2 separate regions of the Homo sapiens genome follow, and region 1 is linked to region 2. A link is an interaction called in ENCODE POLR2A ChIA-PET data of the cell type or tissue named here. Cell type or tissue: OCI-LY7. All regions are shown on one strand. Links, peaks and the distances in the headings refer to the core of each region. The heading gives the core; the rest is flanking DNA. Region 1 overlaps TMEM263 (transmembrane protein 263). Region 2 overlaps CORO1C (coronin 1C).

Region 1 (5,383 bases), core at 106-5,105, 1.7 Mb before region 2:
TCTTGTTACCTTCTTTGTGTCCATGTATACTCAGTGTTTAGCTCTCATTCATAAGTGAGAAAATGCGGTATTTGGTTTTCTGTTCCAGTGTTAGCTCACTTAGGATCATGGCCCCCAGCTCCACCTGTGTTGCTGCAAAGGACATGATCTCATTCTTTTTTATGGTTACATAGTGTTCCATGATGTATATGCACCACATTTTCTTTATCCAGTCCACTGTTGATGGGCATCTAGGTTGATTCCATGTCTTTGTTATTGTGAATAGTACTGTGATGAACATAACACGTGTGTGGTAGAATGATTTATATTCCTTTGAGTTATATCTAGAAATGGGATTGCTGGGTTGAATGGTAGTTGTGAGTTCTTTTGAGAAATCTCCAAACTGTTTTCCACAGTGGCTGAACTAATTAACATTCCCATTAGCAGTGTATAAGCATTCTTTTTTCTGCAGCTTTGCCAGCATCTGTTATATTTTGACTTTTTAATAATAACCATTCTGTCTAGGGAACACCTTTTTTAGTTCTGGTATACTTTTTTCTTTAAGTCTATTGTGAAATAAATTACAATTAAATTAACCAGTATTCTGTAGGAGGAAACAACATTTTTGTCGGCTAACCCCCACCTTCCAGCTCTCTTTCAGTGAGTAATTTTCAGTTGTAGTTGAAGCACCACAGTAACAACATAGGAAAACTTATACTATGACTGCCACTCTTTGGTGAGTGTTTCACATAAGATTTATATTGTCTACTGGTATAATTTAAAGTATTTATTAAATGCCGCAGTTTGAAGTAGGAGAGAAACAAGATGAAGACTAGTTGTATAGTGGGTACAAAATGTTGTTTATCTGAATAATGTTGATGAAATCGCAATTTAGCATGTGATAAGAGGTAGTCTCACATGTTGAGGTTAAAATGAAATGTGTTTGTATGTTTTTTTTTTAGGAGATCATGAATCAGACAGATAAAAATCAACAAGAAATCCCATCATACCTTAATGATGAACCACCAGAAGGTAAGTATGCATCTGTAACACTAAGAATGGAAAAATATACTGAATTAAAGTTCTGATAGTTTTTATTTTTTACTTATTTTATTTTATTTTTTTTTGAGACAGAGTCTTACTCTGTCAACCCAGGCTGGAGTGCAATGGCACGATCTTGGCCCACTGCAACCTCCGCTTCCTGGGTTCAAGCAGTTCTCCTGCCTCAGCCTCCCAAGTAGCTGGGATTACAGGTACCTGCCACCACACCTGGCTAATTTTTTGTATTTTTAGTAGAGACAGGGGTTTCATCATGCTGGCCAGGGTGGTCTTGAACTCCTGACCTTAGTTGATCCACCTGCCTCGGCCTCCCAAAGTGCTGGGATTATAGGCGTGAGCCACCACTCCCAGCCCTGATTGTTTTTATTAAAGAAATATAACCTGTTTACCTTGTCAGTAAATATGTCCCCAAAATAATTGAAGATAACATTTTTAGCTTCTAATAAGAAAGCATAGATAGTGGTGAATAGGGACACAATTTTACCATATAAGGCATAATATTTTGCTGTCATTCTTCTTTTAAGACCATTTTAGAAGTATAAGTATCCTTTCATTTGTAAAGGGTGAGGATGGATACAGAGGAAGGATGGACTGTGTTTAGTTTTGATATCCTGCATACAAAATCAGCCTAATGCAAGAGGCATTAGAGATCTGTTGTTAAACTCCTATTATTCATTATATTGTAATTGGTACCTCTCCTCTATTAACACATGATCTTGGGATCTGCTTCATTTGTCTTTTTAAGTCATAATTCTCTTTGAGTTTGAAAATTGTGTTATCATGAATCATTTTAATTCTTCAGAAACCCTTGGAAACACACCTGAATGTCCTGAGTACATACAGAAAATGACTAGAGGCATGTTTTTGGTATAGACTGTTACTAAACTTAATCCAAATAGTGATCTCCTTGGAGAATTGCATGTTGATTACTAGGGCTGGAGGTTGTGACTCTAGGTATTATATATTTTTTCCTAGTTCTGTTACCCATTGTCTAAAATTTTCTTCCTATATTTCTTTTATTGGTAGGCAAAAATGAAATTGCTAGGAAAATAGCAACAAAGGGTTTACACTTAAGCCATAAAGAATTCAAAAGAACTATCGGAGATTGCAGTGAGCTAAGATCGTGCCACTGAACTTCAGCCTGGGCGACAGAGTGAGACTCCGTCTCAAAAAAAAAAAAAAGAACTAGCTGATTAGGTTTAGTTTAGTTTGGTGGAGGAATAGCCTGGAAAATTACTAACTCAGGTCTTTTCCATGCCTTACATTTTTAGGTCTGGAACCATGGAGTTTTGAAAAGTTAGGGCTCAGTGAGAAAGTTAACAAGGACTTTGTGAGAAAGAAATCAGAAAAGGGATAAATAAAGGCCATCCAGGGGCATGATTGTCAAGGAAGAGAACAAAGCAGAATGTCTTTCTATGCCAACCACTAAACAAGAGGAATCTGCAAAGCAGATAATTTATATGGTGATAATTAAGAGTATACTGTAATAAAAGAGATCAGCTGCATTAATTATTTATCTGACTTGATTAAGAACAATTATTTGTCTTCTTTAAATGCATGTGTACCAAATTTGGCATGGCAAGATAGTTTTACTAATGAGATATTTGGCATGAGGCAGTTATCTGTTGTAGCCTCAAATCAGGATTTTGCCTTTTTTCTTAGGGCTAGTGACCTCGATTACAGAATTACCAATTATGTAATCCTTTCCATCATAATTTTATAACTAATATATTCAAATGCCCATCTATATATTAAGTCTTTTACTTCAGTCATTAAAAATTTGTATTAACTATACTTATTAAGTAGTTTTAATAAAAATATTTGGTTTTTAAAGTTTATAGCTATTGCTGTATCTGTATTTATGCACTATTTTGCAAAGATATTTTGACTAGTCAGTGAGATTTTCCCACTTGTGATAAAATGTAAAATCTTCAGACAATGAAAAGAAAAATTATCTCAAGGTAAATTTGTGCCTTGTGCATTGGAAAGCTCAGTTTTCAGAATTTTTTATTTTCTCCATCAAATATTGTCAGTTTCCCCATGATACCTTCTCTGAGAACTTGATTCTGCTAGAATCTAATAGTTTTGGTGCTCTTAGTTGGACTTACGTACCCAGTAATTTACCCCTCTTTTTCAGAAGTAAAGCTTGAATTGTGTAAGTACCAAATATTTTTCCATGAAGTTTAGAAAAACACTAATGCTTATGTGTTGTTGCTGCTTAAATTATTAGGTTACTAGGCCGGGCGCAGTGGCTCACGCCTGTAATCCCAGCACTTTGGGAGGCCGAGGTGGGTTGATCACGAGGTCAGGAGATTGAGACCATCCTGACTAACACGGTGAAACCCTGTCTCTACTAAAAATACAAAAAATTAGCCGGGTGTGGTGGTGGGCACCTGTAATCCCAGCTACTCAGGAGGCTGAGGCAGGAAAATGGCGTGAACCCAGGAGGCGGAGCTTGCAGTGAGCCAAGATCACGCCACTGCACTCCAGCCTGGGTGACAGAGCAAGACTCTGTCTCAAAAAAAAAAAAAAAAATATTAGATTACTAAAGAGAAAAGACCTGTGTTCACTGTGTTCATTTTAAGCTAGTGCAAATTTTTATGAAATCTTTCTGCTAGTCATTTTATTCCTAAGTTTGAGCTTACATGCTAATATATGTGGCTCTATTTAAAAAAAAAAAACAAAGAAAATAAACTCATGACTTAGAGCTTAATTTTTCATATTGCTATTGCCTTTTATGGGGGATATCTCTAGTTTTTAAAAACTAGATACTTAAAGCACACACTCTCTTTCATAAGAATTACTGAGGCAGTAATTTTAAGTGTTAACCATATCTATAGTTTCTCTATCCTACTTATGTCTGAATAAAAATGATTTTTTAGGTAGATAACACGATTTTAAATGATGAATAGTTTTTTACTTTTACATAGTATTAGCTCTTTAAATACGTCAGTAAGGGAGACATAGAGCAGAGACCCAAATGTATTTACTTAATAGGGGTTCTTAAACTTTTTGGTTTCAGGATGCCTTTACAATGTCAAAAATTGAGGCCCCAAAGAGCTGTGTCTTTGTCAATATTTACCATATTAGCAATAAAAACTGAGAAATTTGAATATTTTATGCATTAAAAGAACCCATATTAACATAATTAAAATATTTTTATGAATAGTAATTCTTTCAAAACAAAAAAAATTGTGGAAATTGTGAGCAAGGTGATACTGGTTTATACATTTTAGCAAATCTCTTTAATGTTTGGATTAATGCAAGACAGCTACATTCTTGCAGCTGCTTCTGCATTCAGTCTGTTGTATTATACATCATTCTGCTTCTGGAAAACTGCTATAGACTCATGACAGAAAGTGAAAAGACAAATGATATTTTAATAATATTATGAAAATAGTTTTTACCTTGTAGACCCCCTGAAATGGTCTTCGGCATCTGTAGTGGTCCCAGACCATACCTTGAAAACTACTGCATTTTACGAAGAAGATTGTTTCGGTAATGACTGATTAAATCCTATCAAGGAAATGAAGGCCAAATGTAGTTATCTTTTTATTTTTTCATGTTCCTTTTAGGATGTAAAATAAAGGTTATTTGTTAACAAAACCGTAAACCAAGGAAACATTTAAAATAGGATTCTGTTTTACAAAAGTTGTCTAGTCTCTAAAGCATTTCTTCTCATAGATACTAAGACTTAGCATTGGACCAAGATATTGTAAAAACATGTACAACTATACCCTGAAGGAAGAGCTCTTCAGTGTCTTTGAATCAGTGTGGTTGGCCTTATCAAATCAACCTCCTGTTGTGAGGAAGTCTTAGGTTACTTAATGATGTGTACTGCTCTTTTAAAGACTTGTGACTTATATTTGATTGTCTCATGATATTTTCTCTCATTAGGTTCAATGAAAGATCACCCACAGCAGCAGCCAGGCATGTTGTCCCGTGTGACTGGGGGTATCTTCAGTGTTACAAAGGGAGCTGTTGGTGCCACCATTGGTGGTGTGGCTTGGATTGGTGGAAAGAGTCTGGAAGTGACCAAAACAGCTGTTACAACTGTGCCTTCCATGGGAATAGGGCTGGTGAAAGGGGGTGTCTCTGCTGTGGCTGGAGGTGTTACAGCTGTTGGGTCTGCTGTTGTAAACAAAGTGCCCTTAACAGGAAAGAAGAAAGACAAATCTGACTGAAATATAGAGATACACTTGCGCTCCACAGCACTGTAATGCCAGTGGCATTGAATTGCTAAATTATGGACTACAACCAAGTCAACTGTTTTGGACGTTTATCTTCTAAACTGCTGTGTTGAAAGTATTGATGACTGGCTTTCATCTAAAAAGAAGAGACCAAT
Region 2 (5,383 bases), core at 277-5,276:
ATTTCATATCATTTTTACTTGTCACTAAATATTGTTTTTTCCCCCAACCATTTAAAAATGTAAAAAGCCTTCTTAGCTTGTGGGCTACACAGAAGCTTCCGGCAGGTTGGAGTTAGCCCATGGGCCTTAGCATGTCTTCCCCCACCTTGATACCTGAAAAGGTGACTATGGCTGCAGCTCTGAGAACAGATTCAAGTGGGTGGGGGAAGCTGGGTTAGGAAGCTGTGACTGTTAACCTTGTCAACTTGACTGGGCAATGGCGTGCCCAAATATCTGGTCACGCGTTACCCTGGGTGTGTCTGTGAGGGTTTTCTGGATGAAATGAACATTTGAATCTGTGGGTTGAGTAAAGCAGGTTGCTCTCTCTGGTGTGGGTGGGTGGATCCATTCAGTTGAGGGCCTGAATAGAACAAAAAGGCTGAGTAATAAGGAATTCCTTGCAGGCGTGTGGCTCATGCCTGTAATTCTAGCACTTTGGGAGGCCGAGGTGGGAGGATCACCTGAGGTCAGGAGTTTAAGACCAGCCTGGCCAACATGGGGAAACCCCATCTCTACTAAAAATACAAAAATTAGCCAGGCGTGGTGGCGCATGCCTGTAGTCCCAGCTACTTGGGAGGCTGAGGCAGGAGAACTGCTTGAACCCAGGGGGTGGAGGCTGCAGTTAGCCAAGATCGTGCCACTGCATTCCAGCCTGGGCGACAGAGTGAGAGACTCCATCTCAAAAAAAAAAAAAAAAAAAAAAAGGAATTACTCCTGCCTGCCTTCAAGCTGGGACATCAGTTTTTAGCTGCTTTCCAATCTGAACTGAAAAACTCAGCTCTCCTGGGTCTCTCTGGTTTGTTGACTGCAGATCTTGGAGCTTAGCAGCCTCCATAATCATGAGTCAATTCCTTAAATACATCCCGATCTCTCTCTCTCTTCCCCCACGCAGACCCTATTGGTTCTCTTCTTCTGGAGAACGCTAATAGAGAGGCTCTGTCCACGCAGAAATGATGGGAGCACAGGCTGGGGGAGTCACCGGGCAGGTGTGAGAAGTAGCTGGGATATGGATGCACTGTGAAACCAGAGCCTGGGTGTGGGATACGCAAGAAGAGATGGGAGTCAAGGAGGCTCAGAGGTGGAAGAGCATGAACTTCCTCCTGTAGACAAAAGGGATAATCACTTGTGTCTCCTTCAGAGACCTTGACAGAAAACATCACTCTAGAAGCAAAACAGGGAACAGGCGGTTGGAGGCAGAGAAACCAGCTACAAGGCTGTTCGGACACTAGACTGTTATCTACATGGGGAGGCACCTGGCAGGTGGCCAGATCCCCAGATGGAATCTCCACCTTGTGGTTTATGAGGCATTCTAGGCCACTGCCTCCTGAAGACACTGCTCAGGGTGGTAAGAACTCATTTTGCATTTGGGGAGCTGTAGGTGGGGATGGTGATAAGCAGCCCAGGATTTTGTTCGCCAAGAGGTATTATTCCAACTTCCACAACCCAAATAGCATCTCTGCACGGAAATGAAGCTGCAACAGCTCCCTGTCATGGATGGGGCACTTCCCAGTTCTCAGACTTCATCACTAGAGCCCCCAAGCTTGGATGTTGTTGCTGAACTCCCTCAAGGCACTAAGTGTTAGCCTGAGCACCTCTCCTGGCTGGACCAGGGGTCACTTGCTCCATTACAGTTCTCTCCAGCTCGGTGACACTCTCACTGTAAATGCAAGTTCTCACTCAGTGAATGCCAAGACGAATGCAACCCTACCTAGTGGGGTAGAGATTAGGAAATGGGCGATGAGAGGCACAGGGCTCTTGGGAAGGGAGCCCTGCTGCTGGGGGCCTGAGAGACACCCAGTGGAGAGGAGCCTGGACAAACTTGGCAACCAGCCCCAACCACGTTCCGCAGCATTTTGGGGGCCAGGCACCCTGTGTGTGATCCCTTTCCACTGTAACCAGGCCTGCTCCCTGCTCTTCCCCTCGGAGACACAGATGACTGCTCCTCTCTGGCAGCCCAAAGCTTTCTCTGCCCCCACAACTGCCTGGGGGCCTTTGAGCCACTTCTCCCCAGTTCTGTTCCAAACCCACCAGGAAGTCCTTCCCCAAAAGTCCACTTACTCTTTGAGATCAGTGTGAGGAAGCTACTCTAAGAACAAAACTAAGCACCCGGTGGTGAGTGCCCAAGCTCAAGTGTGCAGATTTTTTCTGACAGCAGAATAGACCTGTCTACTTGCCTTCCAAGTTGAGTCCTGAAGTGGGTAACTTCCTCCTCTGACTTCTGCCCTCAGGCTCCCTGGGCAACGGCCCTGACGTTGCTTTCTAGCCCCTCACCATGAAGCCTGTCAGGGAGCCGCGTGCCTCACCCTCTATCTGCCCCTCACTAAACTCAGGATCCTAAAATCTGCCCTCTTACCCATTTTCGTTCACATGAATTAAACTCCAACTACAATGAATTTGAAGGATCCCATCTGCCTCTCTAAACTCACCCCCCTCCACATTTCAGCCAATCCAACCAACTCAGCAGTCACCTTATCCTCAAGGATCTTGGGATGCGCAGTAATTCCCATCTCCCACCCAGCCCTCCTGACACTCGCCACAGGGGAACTTTCAGCCGGCACACCACGGCCAGTGTCGCCTAGCGAACACACCCCCCCCCACCCCACACCCCAAAGTTCGAAGTTGAGAATAAGCCATTTGCTGGTGGACTCGGTTCCCACAGGAGGGATGAGGACAGCTGCCATCTGCACATCAGCTGCCTAGGACTTAACATTTCACACGTCACGTTTCAAATAGAGGCAGCAGCTGCAGCTGAGATGAAGCATATCAAAGTATACTTAGCCCTTACTATATTGGAAGAAAACGTATTTCCCAGTTCCGATGACCTTTGTTTTCTGCCATATTAAAGTCTTACGTAATTTAATTTTTATATAGCCAATCTGTCTTTTCCTTTGTGATGTATTCCATTGCTTTAGGGCTTACATTTTTTCTAGTCTGAAGTGTAGATTAAAAGGGACTTACTTTCTTCTAAATAGAAAAAGAAAAGGTTTTATTTTAACTGTGGACTCCATTAAGAATGTATATTGGTGTCCCTGCTGCCCCCACAGCTAACCAAATGTTGCTGCACCATTTCAAACATCTCCACTGATTTATGCTTATCTTAATAATTATTAACTTATCACTAATACATTAATTTTAATAATGCCTTTCTGGGAATAAATACATTTATAGGAAATTTCTAAATTCAGAAAAATAGGATTAAATAGAAATTACACACAACTTTACCTCCCTATAGCAATAACAACATTTCTGGTATTTATTCTACACATAAGTATACATTGTATATGCATATATCCTTTAAAAAGTTTGTCACAAGCCATCTGTTCGGGGTTGGTTTTACATATCTGTATTAGGAAACCTACACCTCTCACTAGAAGTTCTGGTCCTGAATGTTCTTATGAGGTCCAATGGACTTCACTTTCTTCCCCATTTTACTTCTGAATGGATTAGCCAACTAACATCATTTACTGCAGAGTGACTCCATGGGGTAGAGAGCTGATGAGAATTACTTTGTAAACACACTTTTTATGCTGACATCAGCAACACAGTTCACTGTAGGGCTCTTGGCATACACAGAAAAAAGTTGGTAGTGACATCCAGCACCCAGAAATAATATACTTTCATGTTTCAACCTAGGTAGGTATATATTTTAAACCCAAGTTGGAATTGACTTTATTTTACTATTTTTTTAATGTTTCCTATTCAATACTCTTTTTAAATGACTTTAAATAATGGAACAGAATTATAACATATGGATATGACAAGTAACTTACTGACCCCCTTCTGCAGAGTTGATTTTACTCTTCTAATTCCTGAATATACCTCCCACTAGTTCCCTGGGACAAAATTTCCAAAGGTGAGAATCTTGGGTCTTAAGAAAACCTTTAAGGCTTTTGATCCACTTGCCAGACTGCCCTCTGGAAAGGCTGTCCACCCCGCACATACCCGCTTTTCGCAGGAGAGGACTGCCACCCCTACATTCTTTGGCAAGGGACTTCTTTTTAACGAATAAAAGAGCACAAAGGGCACTGTCCGGCCTGGACATCAAGGGTTGCCCGTCTGAAGCAGGAAAGGCGTGCCCTTGACGGTGACTCATGTCCGTGACCCACTGCCAGCACTGGGATACTTAATGTGCCCGCAGAAAGAGAAGGGCCCACTTAGAGTTAACAGATTCTTAAGAGCCAACAAAGAGTTTTTCTGGGTGTAGAATACCAAGTACAGCAAGGGAAGTGACCTTGAAAAAAAAAATGGAAGTTCCCCCCAGACGAGGTCTGGCTGGCTGTCTGGGGCCAGCATGCTGACCTTCAGGTCTTCTGGCAAAGAATCAAGGTGGCCCGAGTGAGAAAACAAGTTAGTCATAAACAGACCACCACGCGTCTCCTGGCTGACTGCGGGCACCTCGGGTCTACAGAGAGCCCTGCCAACTTCTACTTCCTGCAGCCACGAGTGGACCAAGAACATGGCAGCCATTCTTCTCATAGACTAAAGCAACTTTAAGATAAGGCATTTGAGGAAGGGGAGCTTTATGCTGACCATTCATCATATTCAGAAAAAGCAAACAGTGGGAAATTCTTTGCTACAATCACTGAAATGTCACGAGACAATGTCATAGTGCGAAAGGGAAGCCCTGCAATTCAACTGACCCTGGAAGCCTGCTGGAATAAAAGTCACAGCTGAGCCAAGAGAATTTTGCTTCTATTGAAGAAAAAGTGCTTTCAAAGACTCTGTCAGAAAATCAACTCATAATAGTAACAGTAGCGGCCATGCAGCGAGGGTTGTTTGTGTGGCCACACAGGTATTCCTCTCATCTGAACTACATGGAATTATCATCCTCCTTTCAAGAAAAGGGACTCAGAAGGATTAGGAACCCCATCCCAGGACACACCGCTGGCAAAGGTCTGAGGCAGGATCCAAAGGCTCAGGTCTGCTGGAAGCCAAAACACAGTGCTTGACTGGCTTGGAGACCTCACTTGTACTTGAACTGAGCCACCCACACGCGCTTCCCCTGTACTTACCCCCGGAGAGGAGTATGGCACCGTGCTCGTCCACCAAAGTCAGAGAAGCTATGTCAGGCAGAGAGGTGGGGGCTGCCTCACAGACAGCCAAGGCGTGAAATAAACACAAACACCATTTTGTAATCAATGATTTTTATCTCTGAAAATGGAAGCAAGTGTTTTGACAGAACACTATGGCCACTCTATAAGAGCCGACCTAGGAGTAATTCACTGTCCTCTTCTGGGATGTCATGGCTTAAAAAAAAAAAAAAAAAAAGACAAAACAGGAAAATAATCCACAATGCTTTGGGCGCCTACTCTGAGCTTGGCTGGGCATCCATTCATTAAATAAG

The links. ChIA-PET counts read pairs that join two places held together with the same protein. Peaks named below come from ENCODE experiments on the same cell type or tissue, not always from the same donor. Only the 100,000 strongest peaks of a DNase experiment are listed, where the experiment ranks them.
Region 1: POLR2A ChIA-PET joins it to region 2 with 5 read pairs; 3 of 35 experiments call an interaction of 5 or more read pairs at or near these places.

The regions. Positions count from the first base shown.
Region 1 is chr12:106,966,170-106,971,552 of GRCh38, forward strand. It overlaps TMEM263 (transmembrane protein 263), which reads left to right. Exons shown (of 4, transcript NM_152261.4): 3 at 942-1,011; 4 at 4,936-5,383. The coding sequence starts at 948. The coding sequence ends at 5,222. Among named protein-coding and RNA genes, the nearest start is that of TMEM263, 13 kb to the left of the region's middle. In OCI-LY7, for the core only: no CTCF peak of the experiment used is centred there; no DNase peak of the experiment used is centred there.
Region 2 is chr12:108,639,943-108,645,325 of GRCh38, forward strand. CORO1C (coronin 1C) reads right to left here. Exons shown (of 11, transcript NM_014325.4): 11 at 5,167-5,383. It overlaps LOC105369968 (a long non-coding RNA gene), which reads left to right. Exons shown (of 3, transcript XR_007063449.1): 3 at 1-5,383. Among named protein-coding and RNA genes, the nearest start is that of MIR4496, 6.8 kb to the left of the region's middle. In OCI-LY7, for the core only: a CTCF peak has its summit at 3,027; DNase peaks (open chromatin) are centred at 1,299, 1,699, 2,199 and 2,769; H3K4me3 peaks cover 3,118 bases; H3K27ac peaks cover 4,100 bases.